Regions from separate parts of the Homo sapiens genome. Here region 2 is linked to region 1. Evidence: read pairs that join two places in POLR2A ChIA-PET (ENCODE). Cell type or tissue: A673. All regions are shown on one strand. Each heading gives the region's core, and the rest is flanking DNA. Links, peaks and the distances in the headings are about the cores only.

The links. ChIA-PET counts read pairs that join two places held together with the same protein. Peaks named below come from ENCODE experiments on the same cell type or tissue, not always from the same donor. Only the 100,000 strongest peaks of a DNase experiment are listed, where the experiment ranks them.
Region 2: POLR2A ChIA-PET joins it to region 1 with 8 read pairs; 4 of 35 experiments call an interaction of 5 or more read pairs at or near these places.

Annotation. Positions count from the first base shown.
Region 1 is chr10:89,341,473-89,344,292 of GRCh38, forward strand. It overlaps a transcript of LIPA not described here. Among named protein-coding and RNA genes, the nearest start is that of IFIT3, 15 kb to the left of the region's middle. In A673, for the core only: no CTCF peak of the experiment used is centred there; a DNase peak (open chromatin) is centred at 1,339.
Region 2 is chr10:89,557,744-89,560,563 of GRCh38, forward strand. No RefSeq gene overlaps it. Among named protein-coding and RNA genes, the nearest start is that of SLC16A12, 24 kb to the left of the region's middle. RefSeq lists an enhancer at 1,126-1,650. In A673, for the core only: no CTCF peak of the experiment used is centred there; no DNase peak of the experiment used is centred there.

The sequences.
Region 1 (2,820 bases), core at 299-2,798:
TTTTTAATTCACTCATGAATGTAATATCTAGTCACAAAGGTGTAAACAGAAAGGTAAAAGTATATAAATGTATAAGATGATCATTTGAACACTTTCCTTTTAAATTCCTTATCCCCTAGGAATTAATGTAATATTTGAAATAAATTCTGAAATGATTCCCTAGCTGATTTAACACCTGGAAACTTGCTTGTAGGTTCATAAGTGGCAGAAAGACTGTGGCCCTAAAGGAGTTCATCTCTCAGAATTTAGAATATAGACCCTACACCAGGAACCCATAAAGAGTTGCCCTCTGGTATTCACAGACATAGTATATGCACCTTGGACCATTTCCAAACTCAAAGATCCAGACCTGCTAGGGATTTTGGGTTTTGCCAAGGCATTATACCGTATTAAGAGGCTAACATAGTACATCATGGTGACTATAGTTAATAATGATATGTTGCATACGTGAAAATTGCTGAGAGAGTAGATTTTGTGTTCTCACTACAAAAAGAAAGGTAAGTAGCTGAGGTAATGCATATGTTAAATAATTTGATTTAGCCGTTCCACAATGTATACATATATTAAAACATGCTATACACCATAAATATATACAATTTTTACATGTCAACTAAATTTTTACTTTGTATTAAAAAAGGCTAATGGGGGGTAACTGCAGCTAATGAATAAACATCCAATAGGTCCAGCATTCCCATGTCAAGTGTCCTCTGCCTGTCATCCTTTATACAATAATTCTAATGAAATGCTAGATGGAATGGGACATACCACTCAAGAATACCACAGATGATCACCCTTAAGATATTATAAGATGGGCAGAGAGCACAGACTTCCACTCTTAACTCTTGCCTGGCTGATCACAAATCATATCCCAGCCCAGGTCCAGGGACCTACTTGCTTCCTTACAAACGAGGAGACCCTGGTTCTAAGACTTTTGCTGAGAGCAGAAATAACCTCCCCCATCCTCCTGCTCCTTAAACAAAAGAACCTTTAGGGCAATTGTCTAAAAGGAAACAACATACCAGAAATACAATTCCTGGGTTAAAGCAAGCAAAGCTGCTTTTCTAATAACTCCCATTTTCTATGCATACCCTGGGTCCAGCATTCCATCTTCCAGGTATGGTTAGAAAAGAGATCAGACCTTAGTGACTGCTGGTGAAGTGAATTGCATGCTGCAGCCCCTCATCAGCATCTTTGTACAGCTCAGTTTCGTGTTTTCTGCAGAATCAGGAGCTGACAATCAAAATGGCCCCTCACTCACATTCATTGGTCAGACTGGGCTTGTGATAACAATTTAGACTAATCACTGACAAGCAGGGATGGGGAGCACTGAAGTCAGCTATTGGCTGTGTCCCGGAGCAGTTGGGCATTCTGCCACTGGATGCTGCTTTTGTAATCTTGTCATATGACAAAGCATTATGATGTTCTTTTGTTTTCCTTGGATTGGCTTAAGGGCTGGTGAGAAGCAGGAAATATTCTGCCATGGGAAGTCTACTGACCTGCAAAAATTTATCAAAATACACAGAAGCAGGAATGGAAGGTGGAAAAATTACAAACTGTGATAATCAGCTCCAAGAGCATGTAGGGGTAAAAGGAGGTAGGTAATACCTCTCCTTACTCATTGTAAGAGTCATGGCTGACACTCCTATAACAAAAGACAAGTTAACAAGAGAAAAGCATAACAAATTTACTTAATCAAAGTTTTATGTGATATGAGAGCCTTCAGAAATGAAGACCCAAAGATCCAGGGAAAACTGTTTTTGTGCTTAGGTTCCATGAAGAATGGGCAGCTCTGTAGAGATGTGTTTGGACAAGAGTATGATCTAATGGTAATAGACTGGGTTCAAATTCTTCTTGGACTCTCTGTGTAGCATTTCTTCTTTGCAAGTATGGGGCAGGATTCCTCTGGATTAAGGGTCTTCAAATGAGAAGGGAGAAGGGAGAGAGTGACCTTCCTAAGTTTTATGGCTTGCTTTGGGGAAAGGGCTTCTAGTTTCTATCATTGTCTTGCGGAAGAGGAATTCTAGTTTCCATGGTTCACTCCAGGGGAGAAAGAAGCATGAAAGACAAGAGGGCAGGAGAAGGTCAAAGAGATCTTTCTTCGGAGGCCCTTCCAATGTCTTTCAGTTCAAAGTACTCAGCACACCGAGGCGCTATACTTTGGGCATCATGTTCTGAGAGCCAACAGCTACAGTGAAGAAGTATGAGAGCAGTCACTGAGTAGGGAGGGAGCTTTCAACTAACTTAGAGGAGCAGGGCCTGACCCTAGCAAGCATTCCTGGGGCCTCCCGATTGCCATATGGGGCAGTACTTATGTGTGGGACAGTGATATGAGGAGCTACACTCAGGAAGCTTCCTGATCTCAATTTTTATTATGATTTGTTTCTGATTTGGGATCTTCCTAACTGAATTAAAGAACTTATATTAATTTCTAGCTTAATTCAGGCAGGAGTTAGTCCAAGTATCATTCGACAAACTTTATTAATCTTTTAAAAGTGCCTTGGCTTTGGGTTTAGACCTATTTCAACCTCACCTCCACCACTTAGTATCTCTACAGTGTTGGGAAAAATCACCTAACCTCTGTGACCCTAAGATATTCCTACATAAAACCTGGGAATAATAAATTATACCTCACAGAAGATTAAATGTGTTTCCTTACAAGCATTATGGTAGACCAGATATACACAGAACAAAAAGCCTGTGTATCACAATGAAAAATGCTATATAATCTGCAAAACATATTTTTTAAATGCACAGCTGCATTTATAAGAGAGTAAGGAATTCCCTGAAGTCCAGAAATGACAGGAAAGTGAAAATCCACCA
Region 2 (2,820 bases), core at 202-2,701, 220 kb after region 1:
ATGTGTCAGTTGGAGATAAGTGCTATGGGGAAACACAGCAGGGACTGGGAGAGGGACAAGGCAGTGTGATTAAGAGTGTGGTCCGGGGCCGGGCGCAGTGGCTCACCTCTGTAACCCCAGCGCTTCGGGAGGCCAAGGCAGGCAGATTACCTGAGGCCAGGAGTTCGAGACCAGCCTGGAAAACATGGTGAAACCCCATCTCTACTAAAAATACAAAAATTAGCTGGGTGTGGTGGCACATGCCTGTAGTCCCATCTACTCGGGAGGCTGAGGCAGGAGACTCGCTTGAACTAGGGAGGTGGAGGTTGCAGTGAGCTGAGATCATACCACTGCACTCCAGCCTGGGTGACAGGGCGTGACTCCACCTCAAAAAAAAAAAAAAAAAGAATGTAGTCCACGGCCAGGCACAGTGGCTCATGCCTGTAATCCCAGCACTTTGGGAGGCTGAGGCAAGCGGATCACTTGAGGTCAGGAGTTTGAAACCAGTCTGGCCAACATGGTGAAACCTCATCTCTACGAAAAATCCAAAAATTAGCTGGGCATGGTGGCAGGCGCCTGTAATCCCAGCTACTCAGGAGGCTGGGCAGGAGAATCGCTTGAATTTTGGAGGCAGAGGTTGCAGTGAGCTGAGATTGTGCCACTGCACTCCAGCCTGGGCGACAGAGCGAGACTCTGTCTCAAAAAAAAAAAAAAAATAGTGTGTGGTCCGGGTCGTGGCATTCACGCAGCAACCTGAAGGAGGCAGGGGAGTGTGGCTGTGGTCATCTGGAGGGAAAGCACGGAAAAGGAGAAAGGGGCAAAATGAAGGCACCCTGAGTTTGGAGTGTGCTTGGTATACTTGAGGAAACACAAGGAGGCTGATGCGACTGGAACAGATGAACTAGGGCAGAAGTTCAAATTCTACTCAAAAAAAGAAGTGGAATTAGAGCAAGGGCAACAGCTAACCCAGATAATGATGTCTGCTGAAACTATCTCTTGGGGTCGTCTCCTACAGCTGCCCAAGGCAATGTTACTCCCTATTACACCGCTCAGTTGCGGTGTCCTTTATCTCGTGTGGTGAAAATTAGCGACGTGGACACACGTGGAGTGGATTAAGGGGTAGAAAGTTTAATAGGCAAGAAAGGAGAGAATAGCTCCCCGTACAGAGGGAGGAGGGCTCTGAACCGAAAACCCGCGTGCAGAGGAAAGCAGTGGTTTATATTGGGAGGCTGGAGGAGGTGGTGTCTAATTAGCATAGGGCACAGGGGATTGGTTTAACCACGTGTGTCATTCAGGTAGCCCCCCCAAAAAAACTGGCCCTCCCACCCTAGCCTTTTATTATGCAAATGCGGCTACCTGGCTGGTCGCCATGACACCTGTACACGTGGCAACAAAGAAAAAGTAGCAGGAACCGCCATATTGGCTGGACCTGACTCTTAACCATCTGCATTTGCATATCAATACTTGCAGGTCTGGTTTTTCAGGCTGCTTTCTGTTAGATAATAAATATTTGGGGGACCGCTTTTTTATTAAACGAAAAAGACTTACTGAGGACTCTTTTACCCTCTCTAGCTGCCTAAAATAATTTCTTAATAACTCCTGTAATACCTACATATAGAACCTTTTACAGTTCTCCAAATAGATTGTGTTCTTCACCCTTCCACGCCATCTCTGTCTACCTAAGCGGACTCCTTTTATACTTCAAGTCAAGCTTAATTATGGCCTTCTCTGGAAAACTGCCCCCCATCCTGATTAGACAAGCATGCCCTCGTAGCACCTTGTCACCCTATGCACAACCCTATCCTAGTGTCTATTGCATTGCATTGTAGCTGGTGCTTTACTTCTCTACCTTGCCCACCAGACAGCAAGCCTCTTGAGGACAAGAAAGCTTTTTCTTTCTGTCTCGGTATCCATAGTACTTAAATACTTATATAGACACAACAGATAATTAGGAAATGTTTACTGAATGAATAAATAGCATTGGCAATCACTCATAAAAACGCCAAGTCAGATTTTAGTACCCCCTTAGCATACTTGCACATGATACCTACTAGCAATCCTGAAGGGTCACTAGATGCCAGGCAATGCACTGAATTAGGCGGTTGTTGGTTACTATTCATTATCTTCCAACAACCCTACAAATTAGATGTTATTATTCCCATCTTTAAATGTAAGAAAAATAAAATTGGGCAGGTTAAATAGCATATGTCACCACCTAGACCCAGGATTTTAATTTAGTCTCTCTAAATCCCAAACTACACCAAGCTGTAAGTCAGAAAAATGTAAATGAGGAACAGCTTATGGTACACTTAAAAAAATTATTTGATAAAAATCTGTTAGAGATTTACAGAAAACTTTTCACACTGTATTTACATTGCTTGACTTCATTATGGATTTTCAAGGAAGAATGATTGAAGGCCAACTCAATCATTCAGCCACAGTGAAGAGTTTGGCATAATTTGAAACAAAGGAATACATATGGGAAGCATCTAGAACTGAGTGAAATGGTGGCAAAGAAGACATGGACCTATACAAATATTACTAATTGGGAAAACACTTATAAACCACTGTAGGGTTTCTACATTGTTGAATGCTATCCCAATTTTTTAATACATGACATAGAACAATATTTACATACATGTACACTGAAAATAGATCCAAAGGGTATAAAACAAAATGTTTTGGTTATTTCTGAGTTATATAATTTTTTTTTCTGTGCTTGTCCACATTTACTAAAATCTCCACAATTAAAAAAAAAAAAATCCATGATGAGCTGGGAGTCGTGGCGCACACCTGTGGTCCCAGCTACTTGAGAGGCTGAGGAAAGATGATCACTTTGGC